Regions from separate parts of the Homo sapiens genome. Here region 1 is linked to region 2. Evidence: read pairs that join two places in POLR2A ChIA-PET (ENCODE). Cell type or tissue: PC-9. All regions are shown on one strand.

Region 1 (8,000 bases), 210 kb after region 2:
AGTGTGGGAACAAGGTGGCCACTCTGGAGAAGTGGTGCTTCCAGGTAAATGACTAAGGGGTGCAAGTGGCTGAGCTCCTGAAAAGGCCATCAGGGCTTCTGTGGCTGGATTTACCTGGAAATGCTTTTCCTGGGATGGTTGGGAGCCCTCCATGTGGAAAAGATATTTTCAGACTTGGCTTACAAGGCAAAAATGCCATGTTCCAATTATTTTCTTCCTTTAGCATCCTGCTAATATGACTATTACAGTTTTTGTTCCTCTAAAATGTTATTTAATAAATCTCGACACAAAGGCAATTAAAAATCTTCAGCTCAAATTAACAACAGCTGTGTGTTGAACAGCAGCCGCTGCCCCAGTTAGAAACTTTCGTGGGAGCAACAGCTGCAAATTTTTAGCATTCTTTGGCCAAATGGCGCAGGCACTGTGGAATTTTAAGTAATCTACACAATAGCTTGATTCTTCCCTTGGCTCCAAACTGAAAAACAAAGTGATTTTATCACTGCAGTGAAAGCACAAAAACTGCTGGTAGAAACATAAATTTTCATATACTGCCACCGACATATCTTTGAGGTCTTAACTTATGACTTTTAAATAAAAAAACAATGGGGCCTTGATATCCCTCCAGGATAATTTGTTACCCGGCAAAAGATATTTTGAGGAACCGCATCTCAGAATGAGTGGGCTGTGTCCTCTGGTGGCAAGACGACTGATGACAGACAGGAGCTGTCACATTTACTGTCATCTCACTCATTTTTAGTGTACCATTACCCAAGGCTCGAACCCCTGAATAAGCCCATACACCATACCACGTGATATGATTCACAAAGAGATTGTGGAATATGAGATTCTATTTTGAAGTTGTCTGTGAATACCTCAAAAAAAGGTGGAAAAATGTAAAAAGCGTTCCCTGTGAGGCCAAAGGTGCTATATATTGTGAAAAGTGCATGTACTGTGAACGCCCAATTTGCATCTGAGTAAGTCATTTCCCTACAGGTCTCGACAGCATTGCCACAGAAGGAAGGGAGGGGAGAGACTGTATGGGAATTGCCAGCCCAGGGAGTCTAAGTCTGCCTTCTCTTCGGTACCTGGTGTTCTTTGAGAAGTAGAACTGAAACCATCTGCATCACCTCGGCATGCCCACGTGGGTCACGTTTTCCAGTTTGCTTTGTATTGACAGGAGCAATCCTCTCCTGTGAGATAGCTCCTGGATTCAGCATCCTGAGCTGGACTCCTTAAGATAAGGACCAGCCTCCGCCTCCCAGGTTCAAGCGATTCTCCTGCCTCAGCCTCCCGAGTAGCTGGGACTACAGGCGAGTGCCACCACTCCTGGCTAATTTTTGTATTTTTAGTAGGGGCAAGGTTTCACCACGTTGACCAGGCTGGTCTCGAACTCCTGACCTCAAGTGATCCGCCCACCTCGGCCTCCCGAAGTGCTGGAATTACAGGTGTGAGTCACTGGGCCTGGCCTAAAATGACTTTTGTTGACATTTTATTGCATCTTACTAACTCCAGGATGTTACCTGGAATTAAGCATGAAGTTAATTAACACAGCTCTTTTTAAAGAAACATCTATTGGACAGCTAGAATGGGTTTGACACTGCTAAGCACTAGAAATAAAAAGACCCAGAACTGGGTCTTTTCCATCAGAGAGGTCACAATCTAGTGGGGAGGATGGACAGGGGAACCATCATCACAGCAGTGTGATAGGTTCTATGAGTGGGGGCTGTAAACACCATCGCAGAAGCACTGGCTGGGACTCCTTAGGAAGGGGAAGGGTAATTAATCACCTTTGCCAGCACAAGGAAAGTGTGGGAAAGATGGCATAAGGCTGAGCCTGGTGTCTTCAGTAATGGAACTTGGAGCATGAAAGGGCTCTGCATCTGCACAGGGGTGGAAGTGGAGGAGTATGAAGTATCATGAAGGGCACGGGATGGGTGATCTGACAATCAACACTGGTTCCACCACTTACTAGTCACGTGGTTATAGAGCAATCTTTTAATTTCTCTGAATCTTAGTTTCTTATCTGTAAAATGGGGGGAAATAATCACCAACTTTCTGCCTCATTCCACTTTAGGGTCTCCCTCCTCATCTCCCATACCTGATCAGTTGCCAAGCTCTGTCAAGTCTACATTTGAAAAGTCTCCAGCTTCATCCATATCCCTACAAAGGACATGAACTCATCATTTTTTATGGCTGCATAGTATTCCATGGTGTATATGTGCCACATTTTCTTAATCCAGTCTATCATTGTTGGACATTTGGCTTGGTTCCAAGTCTTTGCTATTGTGAATAGTGCCGCAATAAACATACGTGTGCATGTGTCTTTATAGCAGCATGATTTATAGTCCTTTGGGTATATACCCAGTAATGGGATGGCTGGGTCAAATGGTATTTCTAGTTCTAGATCCCTGAGGAATCACCACACTGACTTCCACAATGGTTGAACTAGCACATGTACCCTAAAACTTAAAGTATAATAAAAAAAAAGTCTCTGAAATTTGTCCCGTTCCCCCAAATGTCAACAAAAATGTTCCTATTCCCATCTCTCTGTTAAAATATTGGTGCTTGGCAAAAGCTATTTACAATGAAGGGGGGTTATACACCTCTATAGCTCTTCCTGAGTTACGTTGTCTGGCACATCAAGGTTTAAATTAAACATAATCCAAAGTCAGTAATGAATTTGGGAACTAGCCATTAATTCCAGACTTCCAGGCCACTTGCAGGTACTTAAGATATACCCGTGTGTGCACGATCTCTCTCTCTCTCTGTCTCTCTCTCTCTCACACACACACACATACGTATATATGTGACAGCGTATGTGAAGATATACGTATCTAGTTTAGAACTCAACGTTTATTTTCTCTAAGTTTCAAAGCAGAGAGAACAGTATTGTCTGGGTTTAATTGCTATCAACAAAGCTTTCTAGGCTTTAATTCCTATTCCACCCCAGTCTGAGAGGTATTTAAGCCTCCTCAGCACCAATGACCTTCATCACTAACCCAATTTCAGCCCCCTGCAGCTCTAGCTGAAACTGAGCGTTCGTTATTTGGATCTATTCTCCCACTCTGATAGCATCTTTCTCTCCCTTTCACTTTTCCCTTGACCTCACTTCTCAACTTGTTCCTTGCTGTCGTTATGACCTCACAGGGTTGGCCCATTCCCTTTGAGCTCCACTTACCTCCCTAGCTAGCTGGACGCCAGCCCCTTTCTAGCAACTTTGAATCCTTTGCCCTACTTCAGTTCTATGGAACCTGCCGTGTCACCATCAGCCTGCTCTCCCTGCCCAGGCCACCATAGGCTTTATTTGCATCTACTCTGGGCTGCTAAGAGTTCCCTTGAGAGAGTCCAAAAACTGAGCCAACTGAGTCATGCTATCTAACTTCATAATAGTTTTTAATGCTTCTTGGCAAATATCCTTCTTTCTCCTGGTATCAAGTTGGACATCAATTGGATGTCCATGAATGGATGCTAATATTTCCCACTGTCCTTCAACACATCCTCATTCCTCTCACTCTTAACATTTTTAACCCTCTTACTCACTAAGATGAAGACTGTCTCATTTCCTCAGCATTTTCAAAACATTGATGTTTCTATCCTTTGCCCTCCATCCTTCTTTATCCTGTTTGGAAAACTTTATGCCATTTAGCTTAAGGCTAATTTCTCTGCTTTGGCTCCCATAAAATACATACATATATTACAGATAACTTGATACCCTCTTTTTTGTCCAGATGAAATTTATTTCTCTTGGTTGGCAGCTTCTTTTCTGTGTAATGTCATGCTCAGTTTTCCCCAGTCCACACAATAAGGATCAGAATTATTATCTGTAAAATGAGGCAGTTACTGTTGGTGATGGTTAGAAACCTTTCTAGCTTATTCCTAGTAAAATTCCATAATCTTACAAAGGTTGGATGCAGCTTTTTTTATACTGTGGTACTATTTTACCAGCTATTGTGGTACTATATATATGATTTCCCTGCTTTGGCCCCGTAAAATATAAATATGAATATAAATAAAATAGAAATATATATAATGTAAATATATATATTATATTTTACAGGAGACAAAGCAGGGAAATTATATACATATAAAATATATTAATAGATAAAGCATATGTATGTACAGATACATGTATCTAGTTTATATGTATGATATATATTATTTACTTAAAATTTTGTCTTCCTTATTAGGCTCTATGGTATCTGAGTATGGGATCTGGGTCTGCTTTGCTCGTCATGGTGCACAAACACAGTGCCTGAAATATAATAGACACTTTATAATAGCAGCTGAAAGACTAAAAAATTTAATGATAAATGGATCCTCTCCTGCCTGTTCCAAGAACTTGACGCTCTCTTTTTTGTCCATATGAAATATATTTCTCTCGGTTGGCATCTTTTCTTCTGTATAACATCAGCTCGGTTCTCCCTAGTCCAAATGAAAATATTTCTACCATTGCGTGTGTCCTCTGAGTTATCTTTGTATTCTTTTTCTTTCTTTCTTTTTCTTTTTTTTAGCAGCGGAAAACTGCCTGTTTCCATTTCTTCTTCATTTATTGACTCCCTATCCTCTTGGAAACTATCTCATACCTCATCACATTCTGAAATTGCTCTTTTATAGTTCAACAGTGATTGCATATTTGTCATATTACTTTTTGGCTTGCTTCTAGTCTTTGATACCTTTGACTCTGTAACACCAACGACCAACATCTCAAAATTCTCTCTTTCTCTGGCCTCTAGCACACACAGTTTGCTCACGTTCTCTTCCTTTCTTTGCCAGGCTGAAGCTCGCAGAGGGCAGAAACCACTTCACTTAGGCTGGCATCCCCACAGAACCTGGCCCAGTGTCATAGACAATTGTTAACAAGAGCCAGTGTCCAGGAGCCTGTGGCCCCACAAAAATGACAACTCTGCTCCTTTCACATAAAAGGATCACTGGACCCAAGGGCTTGAGTTCCAGGTTCACACCTCAGGCCATTCTCCATCTGGTTAGATGACTTTGATCAAGTCACATATCTGCTCTGAGCTTCAACCTCTTCAGTTACAAAATGGGGGTGGTCACAATACCTGTTGGTTGTGAGGACAAAATAATGCATGTGAATCTCTTGGATTGGTAGCTGGCAAAGTGAAACACACAATAAACATCATAATTATTATCTGCAAAATGAGGCAGCTACTGTTGGTGATGTTTAAAAGTCTTTCTAACTCTTTCTAACTTACTCCCAGTAAAATTCCATGAGCTTACAAAGGTTGGACACAGCAGTTTTATATCCTGGTACTGTTTTAACACCTTTAAAGGTGCATAGCCTTCCCAGTTACAGCTTGTGAGAGGATCAAATATCTTTTGCAAATCAAACTATCTTATTTCTAATCTTCATATTTTAGAAATCTATCATATTTCTGCCTGTTGAAATATTTCTTTCTCCCTAAATGAAAATAGGTCCCTATGTTGGGTTAAGGTTTTTGTGACCGAATGACTCTTTTCTGAGAAAAATTATTATGCCATCAGATCATGAACTGACCGTGCCCTAAGAATGATCCTCAACCATTCTGGGCCCATGGGTCAGTTGAAACCTTCTCCATCTGGGAAGAGCTGCATCACTGTGCCAAGCTTCAGCAGGCTGTTGCTGGGAACTGACACTCTTGGACCGAAAACAATTGAGATAAATAGATCTTTATCCTCAAAGACAACATCTTTATTAGTTCTGAAAAGCACTGACTGCTTCAGGTTATTTGGTGAATATGTGGAAATATGCCAGGGTCAGCTGAAGGTTATATGGAAAAACTTTAAATGGGACTGGGAATGTCTTGATAGCAGAAACCATGCCTTATTTATCAGTGCCCGTGTATAGTATATCAGTGAATGAATGATGGACTATCTGTGAGCTTCACAGAGGCAACCCTGTACATGACAAGAAAGTCAATTAGGGGACCTTGGCTCTTGACCACTCCTGCTTTGAACTAGTCGAGTGATTCTGGGAGAGTCACTTTGCCTCTTTGGGTGCTAGCTTCTCTGTCTGTAAAGTGAAGAAGCTGAATTAAATGAGTGGCTTCCTGTGTTAGATTGTATTACTTTCTTAAATATCCCAGCTTTCCTTCCATAGTGCTTCTCCCCATGCCTGTGGAAGGATTACTCATCCCCACCTTCTTCTTTTTTTTTTTTTTGAGATGGAGTCTCGCTCTGCCGCCAAGGCTGGAGTGCAATGGCATGATCTTGGTTCACTGCAACCTCCGCCACCAGGGTTCAAGTGATTCTCCTGCCTCAGCCTCTCGAGTAGCTGGGATTACAGGCACCCACCACCACACCTGGCTGTTTTTCGTATTTTTAGTAGAGACGGGGTTTTGCCACGTTGGCCAGGCTGGTCTCGAACTCCTGACCTCAGGTGATCCACCCACCTCAGCCTCCCAAAGTGCTGGTATTACAGGTGAGAGCCACCGTGCCCAGCCTGCCCCAAACTTCTTGAAGTTAAGAGTTCCAAGGGACTTGTTTTGGTCAATGAAATGTGGGCAGAGGTGGATGTGTACTGGTTTGGAGCAGAGGTTTTTACGCCCAGCACATGGTATGCCAGGTCTTTTCCCTTTGCCATGAGACTGGTAATGTTTCGGCTAATAAGGGCTCCATCAGCATGGTTACCAGAGTGAAGCTGGGGAGTTGTTTGGAAAAATTCCTGAATTAGCAGATCTGTACATCTCTGGGCTGAGGCTTGGGAACTTATAGTTTTAGAAAATTCCCCAGGGAAAGTGTACAGACATCTGCAATTTACTTGGAAGTGGACAGGAAAAAGAGATGTACTGATGGATGAATAGAGGGACAGATAAATAACAAGACAAGATATACAGGTTGGAGCACTCCTTATCTGAAATGCTTGGGATCAGAAGTGTTTTATATTTTAATTTTTTTTTATTTTGGGATACTTGCATTATACTTACTAGTTGAGCATCCCAAATCCTAAAATTCAAAATCCCAAATGCTCCAATGAGCAGTTCCTTTGAGCGTTACGTTGGCATGCAAAAAGATTAGGACTTTGGAACATTTTGGATTTTGGATTTTTGGAGTAGGGATACTCAGCTTGTAGTAAGATGTTGATTGAAGACTAGGTGGTGGGTATACAAGTGTTCACTGTAATATTCTTTCAGCTTGCTGTATGTTTGAAATATTTTCATAATAAAAAAGGATAATTCCCCAGGTGATTCTGATGGTTAGCCTGATTTGGAACTTCTAGATTAGATAATCTAAGGAAGGCAATTTGCTGTGAACTCTCCAATGTCACTGCAGGAAGTCTTTGTTGATTTTTCTTTTTATATTTACAACGTAATAATGCTAAGATAATGGTTCTATCATGAATGAATAATTATTATGATGGTTAATAAAAATCCTTATTGCCTTATCAAAATCAGGGCCATACCTCTCTCTTGCAGATGAGAGGAATTTTTGGTTTTCTCAGCATAAAGCTGGAGAGAATAGTAGGGGAACTGTGGCCTATTTCACACCAGTGGTATAGTTGAGAGACCAAATATGTTTGAGAAGTCATTGCAGACTACTCAGATAAAAGTCACAATACTTTTGGCTTGATATTTTATCTAATAAATATCTGTTTTATGTGTTCTACTTGTAATTATTTAATTCTTACAACAGCTATTTGAAACAGGTGCTGTTTGTAATCCTATAACAAGATGAAGAAACCATGCCAAGGGCCAACTGTGTCCTGGTACCATTAAACTCTACAGCCTCTCATATGTGGGGCACTTCTGGCCTGTCTTTCTGGAAATCAGACAGACCTCCTTTGGGAAATGCACTGCACAGCCTGCAGTTGACTGGAATGGTCACTGGGAGCTGGGCTTTCATCATGGCCCCGTCAGGTGGCCAGATAAAATACAGGACACCCAGTCAAATCCTGCATGAGACTTAGACTAAAGGCCATGTCACTGTTTATCTAAAATTCAAATCTAACTATGGCTCTTGTATTTTCATTTGTTAAATCTGGCAACCTTATCAGGCCCCATTAT
Region 2 (8,000 bases):
GGACTTTGAGACCAGCCTGGCCAAAATGGTGAAACCCCATCTCTACTAAAAATACAAAAATGAGGTGGGCCTGGTGGCACATGCCTGTAATCTCAGCTACTTGGGAGGCTGAGGCAGAAGAATCGCTTGAATCCAGGATGCGGAGGTTGCAGTGAGCTGAGATCGCACCTCTGCACTGCAGCCTGGGGGACAGAGGGAGACTCTGTCTCAAAAAAACAAGTAAACAAAAATTAGTTGGATTTCTGGGTAGAAGATTACTGTTATTTTGCTTAGTAAGCACTTTGTTAAGTATTTAACTTGACATTTGTTAATATGATTGTGTTCAAAATATCAAATTAAGAAACCTTTAACATTATTGGACAGTTAGAATAATTTTACTATTTAAGGTAATAATGCAAATTTTAAATCTTACAGAATATATCACTGATGTCCATTCGAATGACCTGTCTACACCACAGATCCTTCCATCAAATGAAGGTGTTAATCCACGTTTATCGGCAAGCCCTCCTAAATCAGGCAATTTGTGGCCAGGATTGGCACCACCACACAAAAAAGGTAAAACGTTTCTCTTATTCAGTCTCTTTTGCTTTGGGTCTTAGTTTAAAATGATGGTTTTGGTACTTGATAATTTAAAGTGTTAATTATGAAATATGATTTGATCTTTTAAAATTGATAGCATAATTTTACATAGACATGATTAAAAATTTTGTGTGTTGGTACTCTGCTTTTAAAATTTTACATACAGTTGAATTCACTTTTTCTTGTATAGAGCTTTATGAATTTTAACACTTGCAGCATAGATTCTTGTTACCACCACCACAAACAGAATACAGAACAGCTCTAACACCCCAAAGAATTCCTGCATAGTACTACTTTGTAATCAGATCATTTCTCTATTCCTATGTTCTGGCACCCTTGATCCTCTTTTCTTATTGTTTTGCCTTTTCCTAGAATGTCATATAAATGAAATCATATAGTATGTAGTCTTTTGATTTTTTTAAATCTTTTCATATGTAGTCTTTTGAAACAGGTTTGCCTCTCAGGATAATGCATTTGAAATTCAGATATGTTACTGCGTGTCTGAATAGTTTGTTCCTTTTACTACCAAGTAATGTTTCTTTTTTTTTGTTTTGTTTTGAGATGGAGTCTCACTGTCGCCCAGGCTGGAGTACAGTGGTGCAATCTTGGCCCACTGCAACCTCTGCCTGCCAGGTTCAAGCAGTTCTCCTGCCTCAGCCTCCCGAGTAGCTGGGACTACAGGTGCACGCCACCATGCCTGGCTAATTTTTTGTATTTTTAGTAGAGATGGGCCATGCTGGTCTCGAACTCCTGACCTTGTGATCTCCCCACCTCTGCCTCCCAAAGTGTTAGAATTACAGGCATGAGCCACCATGCCCGGCCTAATATCTCATTTTTTATGGGTATACCACTGTTTATTTACCTACTGGTGGACTTTTGAATTGTTTCCAATTTTTGGCAATTATGAATAATGTTGCTCTAAAATTTATGTATAGGTTTTTGTAAGAACATTTTTTCATTTGTCTAGGACAAATACCTAGAAGTGGGGTTACTGGGTTTTATGTTTGTTTAATGCTTATAGTTGTATTAAACTGCCAGACTTTTTACCAGAGTGTCTACCATTTAGTATTCCTTCCAGGTATATATGGGAGTTCCAGTATTATGTTTTCTTAGAAGAAAACATAGGAGAAAGTCTTCATGGCCTTGGGTTAGACAAAGAGTTCTTAAAGACATTAAAAGCATGATCCATTAAAGAAAAAAATTAAAGATTTTTGTTGACAAAGGACATTCAGAGAATGGAAAGATAAGGTTGGATGTATTTATAAATCATATAGCTAGCAAAGGACATGTATCCAGAAATATATAAAGAACTCTTAAAAACTTTAAATAATAGAATCTTTTCTTCAAATAAAGCCTTACCTGGAGACAAAAACAAATAAGTGAAAACAGAATTGCTCTCAAGTCAGGATAGGGAGACCGAACCCCTTCTATTTCATCTTTAGCTTGATGATGACTTTCATCATCTTTCCCTCACTTTCTAACCTCTTCCCCTCTTCTTTTGACTTGTAAAACATTTAAGTAAACATCCCAGTGATGAAGCATTTGTGGTTTTGTGCTAATTTAGAATTTTGTTCATTTTCTCATATGTACATTTATGGTGGCCAAGGATCATTTATACTTTAAAAAAAAAAACAGGCTGGGTGCGGTGGCTCACGCCTGTAATCTCAGTACTTTGGGAGGCTGAAGTGGGTGGATCATGAGGTCAGGAGATCGAGACTATCCTGGCTAACATGGTGAAACCCTGTCTCTACTAAAAATACAAAAAAATAGCTGGGCGTGGTGGTGGGCGCCTGTAGTCCCAGCTACTTGGGAGGCTAAGGTAGGAGAATGGCATGAACCCGGGAGGCAGAACTTGGCAGTGAGCCGAGATCGCACCACTGCACTCCAGTGTGGGCAACAGTGCGAGACTCCACCTCAAAACAAAAAAACAAAAAAAAACAACAAATATCTTAAGCCTTGTCTGCTTAGTTTCTTTTATTTTTTTAATACTTATGCTCTTTTGAAGAGTATTTTGAAAATTTTCAACACAGTAATTTTTACAGTTTAAGGATTCTAGAGATCATATACAAGTAAGATTGACAAGACAAAAAAAGATTCCAGAGAAAAATGTTAAAGGAGCTGCTTTGATTTTTTTTTAATGTTTTTCAATCCTAGCTCAGTCTGCATCTCCAAAGAGAAAAAAACAGCACAAGAAATACAGAAGTGTTATTTCAGACATATTTGATGGAACAATCATTAGTTCAGTGCAGTGTCTGACTTGTGACAGGGTGAGTATGAGGGTATTAGAATACACAGAAAATTCGTGTCAAATGATTTTTAAAAATGTGACAAGATGATGTGAAAAGTTTAATTCCTTCTCTTTGCTATTGATGAGCATACATGCATTTATTGTGTTTACATCAACACAAATTTGATTCTAGGTGTAGAATTTTTTTTGGAAGTAGCAGCATCCTGTTTAAAGGATGGTGACCCATCATTGGACAGGCACATATTATCCTTCGTCATCTATTTTGGTTACATATAAAGGTGAGAAGTTGCTCAGCAACAAGAATTGGTAACACCTGCATATTCTCCCAGGCTGATGAAATTTGTATACTGGGAATCTGTTGATATTCACAGGTACAAAGCTGTGAATGTATCTCTTACATTTGGTCATATATGGTTTGTAAATATTTTTCCATGTTTAGGATGGGACTCAGATACTAAAGGTAGTATCAAATTCATAGACAATAACAAAGCATACATTAAAATCATCATGAATTTTTTAATAACACTTCTTCAAAGTTTCTTTGAGCTTTTCTTAAGTACAGTTTTACTTTAGTGCAATGATGAATATGAAATAACATCTCAAAAACAAAAAGAAGATTTCAATTATTGTGTTAGAATCTCAAGTCAAATCTAAGAACTTTCAATCGGGTCGTTTTAATGTAGGTTATTTTGGTACTAAATATTTAAGTGGAATTATCAGGCATGTTTTTAGCTATTTAAAATTAGATGCCAGATTTTGTCTCACCCTTTTAAAAAAATATTTTAAAACTACCATCAAAGGTCAATTTTCAAAAATAAATACAATAGTGCTTAAGAGTTTGGACCTCAAGATGCAGTGGCTGGATTTGGGGTGTTTAATGCTGCAGTGTCTGTGATTGTAATGGGGATGCTAATACTACTGCACAGGACTTACGTGAAGATACCTGGTACAGAGCAAGTGTGTTTTGTTTTTTGTTTTTGTTTTTTTTTTTGCTATTATGACTATGAAAGCAGTTCAATTTGCGTGTTTTTTTTTGTTTTTTGTTTTTTTTGCTTATTTAAACATGCTTTGATCTTTAGAGTCTAAAATCTAACCTTGGAAATGTTTTACTGCATTATGTTCATCCCATTTTTAAAACACAAAACAATTTTAGGTGTCTGTAACCCTCGAGACCTTTCAAGATCTGTCCTTGCCAATTCCTGGCAAGGAAGACCTTGCTAAGCTGCATTCATCAAGTCATCCAACTTCTATAGTCAAAGCAGGATCATGTGGCGAAGCATATGCTCCACAAGGGTGGATAGCTTTTTTCATGGAATATGTGAAGAGGTATGTATTTATTTTCTTTGTATTACATGATTGTTAAACCTGCTGTTTCTGCTGTACTGGCAGAACACTTCCTTTTTTTTCTATCAATGATGTTTCAGGTTTGTTGTCTCATGTGTCCCTAGCTGGTTTTGGGGTCCAGTAGTAACCTTGCAAGATTGTCTTGCTGCCTTCTTTGCCAGAGATGAACTAAAAGGTAAGAAATATAATATCTATGGCTAAATTTTTGTAGGTAAATCTAAAATACTAGTGGGACTAAATAATAAAGTGTATTCATAAAAGCTCAGTTTTAAGACAGCTTAATAGTACATTCACATATTGGCATTCGGTTAGTGTCTACCTTGATAATATAAATATAACAAGAAAAATCACATCCTGAAGGAATTCATGTGAATTCCTGTAGTATAAGACAAATGATAAGTGAAATGTTTTAAAGCTGTTCTGAGATCCATAGAAGGGCAAACTCAACCAAAATAATGGACTTATTTGTGTGTCTGTAATTGTGAACTACTCCATATCATTTAAGGTCATTCACTATTTTTGTGTGTCTAGCACCTTGCTTGGACATATGACAGGCAGTCAGTAAGTTTTGTTCAATGAATAAATGGAAAAGATATTATTTGAGGTAGGTCTTCAATGTTGGCAGGAGTTAAGGGAGGGGAAGGTAAACAGTAACCTGATTCATGAGCATAGATTAAAAAAATGGAACCTTGTTTTTCTGTGCTGGGAGGTCAGCATGGGGCAAAATCAAATAATTACAGGACCATAATAAGCAATTTGCTGTTAATTTGAAACCAATGCCAGATCTGTTTTATTTGCAGGTGACAATATGTACAGTTGTGAAAAATGCAAAAAGTAAGTGACATTGACAGTGCTTTTAATTGCATGTTGTGTATTTTTCTTGGTTTTTAGAATTGGGTATGTGGAGTTAAATTTGCCACTGTATTTAGAAAAATGTAGGCCAGAAAGGTTTATCCTAGTAATAATAGAGATTAGCTGTTTTGTGAAACAAATGTGAGGTAAAAATTTGACAAATTTAATAGGCTTATTAAGATGTGAGAGAGTATATTTTGAGGGATGAAATCTGTATGTGATTTTGCATAAAACGTTTTCCTAAATAAGGCAATATTTTCTTCTGAATTACCATTTTAACAGGCTAGATTCAGGAAGTGAAAGGTACAAAGTTTCATATCCACATAAAATTCCTAAAGGTTATACCGACTTCGATGTTATCTGCTGTTAACAATGGCATACGAGAAAGACAGCTAAAGTCTGATTTTGTTTACATCTACTACCAGCTGCCTTTTTCTGTCTTGTAATCAATTTAGACTTTTAATGCTTCTTAGTGGTAAGTCAGAAAAAAGTGTTGGAAGACTTGGTGAAAAGCAACTATTTGTGAGGCAAAGTGAACTGGAAATTTCTTCTCAATCTCTGTAATAGGAATGCAACGGCTTGCTAATAAGATCTGGGATAATACAGACTTCTAGTTCTTGGCAGTAACCTAAAGGAAACATTGATCTGCAACTGATCATGACATGACAGAAAGGAATGGTATACTATTTGGTTGATAAAGATGAAAAAGCTGACTTCTACTTTTGGAGAAAGTATCACTTTGTTCTTGAAGCCCTAGCTGACTGCTGAAAAGGAAGTTGGCTTGGAAGGGGATTGTTCCTTGTAAAGCAAAGCATACTAAGAAAAAGATAACAGTGAAGATGGAAAAGAACCTTGCATCTACCTCCATATTCAAAGTAGAGATCTGTCAAATGTATATTAATTTTGATTATATAATAATAACCATCCTTTATCTTTTTTTCCACATGTAAGAATAAAGGTTTTTTTTTTTTTTTTTTTTTTTTTTTTTCATTTGAGACATAGTCTCATTCTGTCGCCAAGGCTGAAGATTCAGTAGCATGATTACAGCTCTTTGCAGGCTCAGCTTCCTGGGCACAAGCGATCCTCCTGCCTCAGCCTCTCAAGTAGCTGGGACTACAGATGCATGCCACCATGCCTGGCTAATTTGTATTTTTTGTAGAAATGGGGTTTTGTCATGTTGCCCAGGCTGTTTGTGAACTCCTTGGCTTGCATGATTTGCCAACATTGGCCTCCCAAAATGCTGAGATTACAAGCGTGAGCCACTGTGTCCGGCCAAGACTTTTTTTTTTTTTTTTTTCTTGAGAGGGAGCCTTGCTCTGTCGCCCAGGCTGGAGTGCAGTGGTGTGATCTCGGCTCACTGCAACCTCTGCCTTCTGGGTTCAAGCAATTTTCCCTGCCTCAGCCTCTTGAGTAGCTGGGATTACAGGTGCCCGCCACCACACCCAGCTAATTTTTGTATTTTTAGTTGAGATGGGGTTTTGCCATATTGGTCAGGCTGGTCTTAAACTCCTGACCTCAGGTGATCTGCCCACCTTGGCCTCCCAAAATGCTGGGATTATAGGCGTGAGCCACGGTGCCTGGCCAAGAGTTTGATATGTTGACTTGAACTACAAATTTTATAAAACTGAGGTTTTGCTTTATCTGGTTTTACTTAATATCTAGATGTTTTAAAGGCATAGCCACACCACAGACAGTAGCACATTTGTTAAAACAAAACAATTTTCATCAAAGAGTTATACAGCTCTCTAAATTTTTGATTACCGATATCTTGGTTTAAATTACTATTGTTATTTTTTGAGATGGAGTCTTGCTCTGTCCCCAGGCTGGAGTGCAGTGGCACGATATTGACTCACTGCAGCCTCTGCCTCCTGGGTTCAAGTGATTCCTCTGCCTCAGCCTCATGAATAGCTGGGACTACAGGCGTGCGCCACCATGCCCGGCTAATTTTTTGTATTTTAGTAGACATGGGGTTTCACCATGTTGGCCAGGATGGTCTCCATCTCCTGACCTTATGATCGGCCCGCCTTGGCCTCCCAAAGTGCTGAGATTACAGGCGTGAGCCACTGCGCCTGGCCAGTTTAAATTATTTTTTACAATAAGGGACTCCAGTGTTTTGATTAAGATATTTAATGTATACATGTAACGTAATTCAGTGGCAAGTATTTCTAGTCTGATATCTTTTGTCTCTGCATTTTCTTTCTTTCTTTCTTTTTTTTTTTTTTTTTTTGAGGCAGGGTCTCACTCTAGCCCAGGCTGGAGTACAATGGTGCGATCTTGGCTCTCTGCAAACTCCGTGTCCCGGGTTCAAGTGATTCTCCTGCCTCAGCCTCCTGAGTATCTGGGACTACAGGCATGTGCCACCATGCCTGGCTAATTTTGTATTTTTAGTAGAGACGGGATTTCACCATGTTTGCCAGGCTGGATCTCTGCATTTTCTAAAAGATTTTTGTTGCAAATTTAAATATACTAAGTTTTTTTGTAGACTAATTGATTTTCTCTTTTCTCCCCTTAGGTTGAGAAATGGAGTGAAGTTTTGTAAAGTACAAAACTTTCCTGAGGTATGGGCATTATTTTAATTCAACTTATATTGTGTGGTAGGAACATAAAGTATTAATGTAACAAAATGTAGTAATAAATTCTCTTTGCTTGGTTGAAGAATTGAATGATTGCTATGCATGCCTTTTTAAGATTATTCAGTTTTAAAATATTGAGTTAAATACCGTAAGTGCCCTTTAACAATGTGCTGTGTTGAACAAAGTTTAATCATACTTGCAGGATCTTGCCAGGTCTAAAGTGTAAAATTAGAAAAACAAATAGCAGTGAACTTAGAAAGTACCATGTTTCACCATTTCCATATTTTTAACATCTCTGGAAGCAGGTTATAATTGCAGATCAATACTTAACCTTGACACTTCAGTATATATTGAATAGACTGCTTTATCTAGCATTTAAAACGAAATAAAAATCTAAATAACTT

Evidence for each region. Peaks named below come from ENCODE experiments on the same cell type or tissue, not always from the same donor. Only the 100,000 strongest peaks of a DNase experiment are listed, where the experiment ranks them.
Region 1: POLR2A ChIA-PET joins it to region 2 with 6 read pairs; 2 of 35 experiments call an interaction of 5 or more read pairs at or near these places.

The regions. Positions count from the first base shown.
Region 1 is chr1:77,507,025-77,515,024 of GRCh38, reverse strand. All of the region lies in intron 10 of AK5 (adenylate kinase 5), which reads right to left. Among named protein-coding and RNA genes, the nearest start is that of ZZZ3, 170 kb to the left of the region's middle. RefSeq lists an enhancer at 1-680. In PC-9, no CTCF peak of the experiment used is centred here; a DNase peak (open chromatin) is centred at 3,474; H3K27ac peaks cover 406 bases.
Region 2 is chr1:77,718,177-77,726,176 of GRCh38, reverse strand. USP33 (ubiquitin specific peptidase 33) reads left to right here. Exons shown (of 24, transcript NM_201624.3): 11 at 415-555; 12 at 2,734-2,846; 13 at 3,981-4,153; 14 at 4,252-4,346; 15 at 4,972-5,005; 16 at 7,536-7,581. Among named protein-coding and RNA genes, the nearest start is that of USP33, 38 kb to the left of the region's middle. In PC-9, no CTCF peak of the experiment used is centred here; no DNase peak of the experiment used is centred here.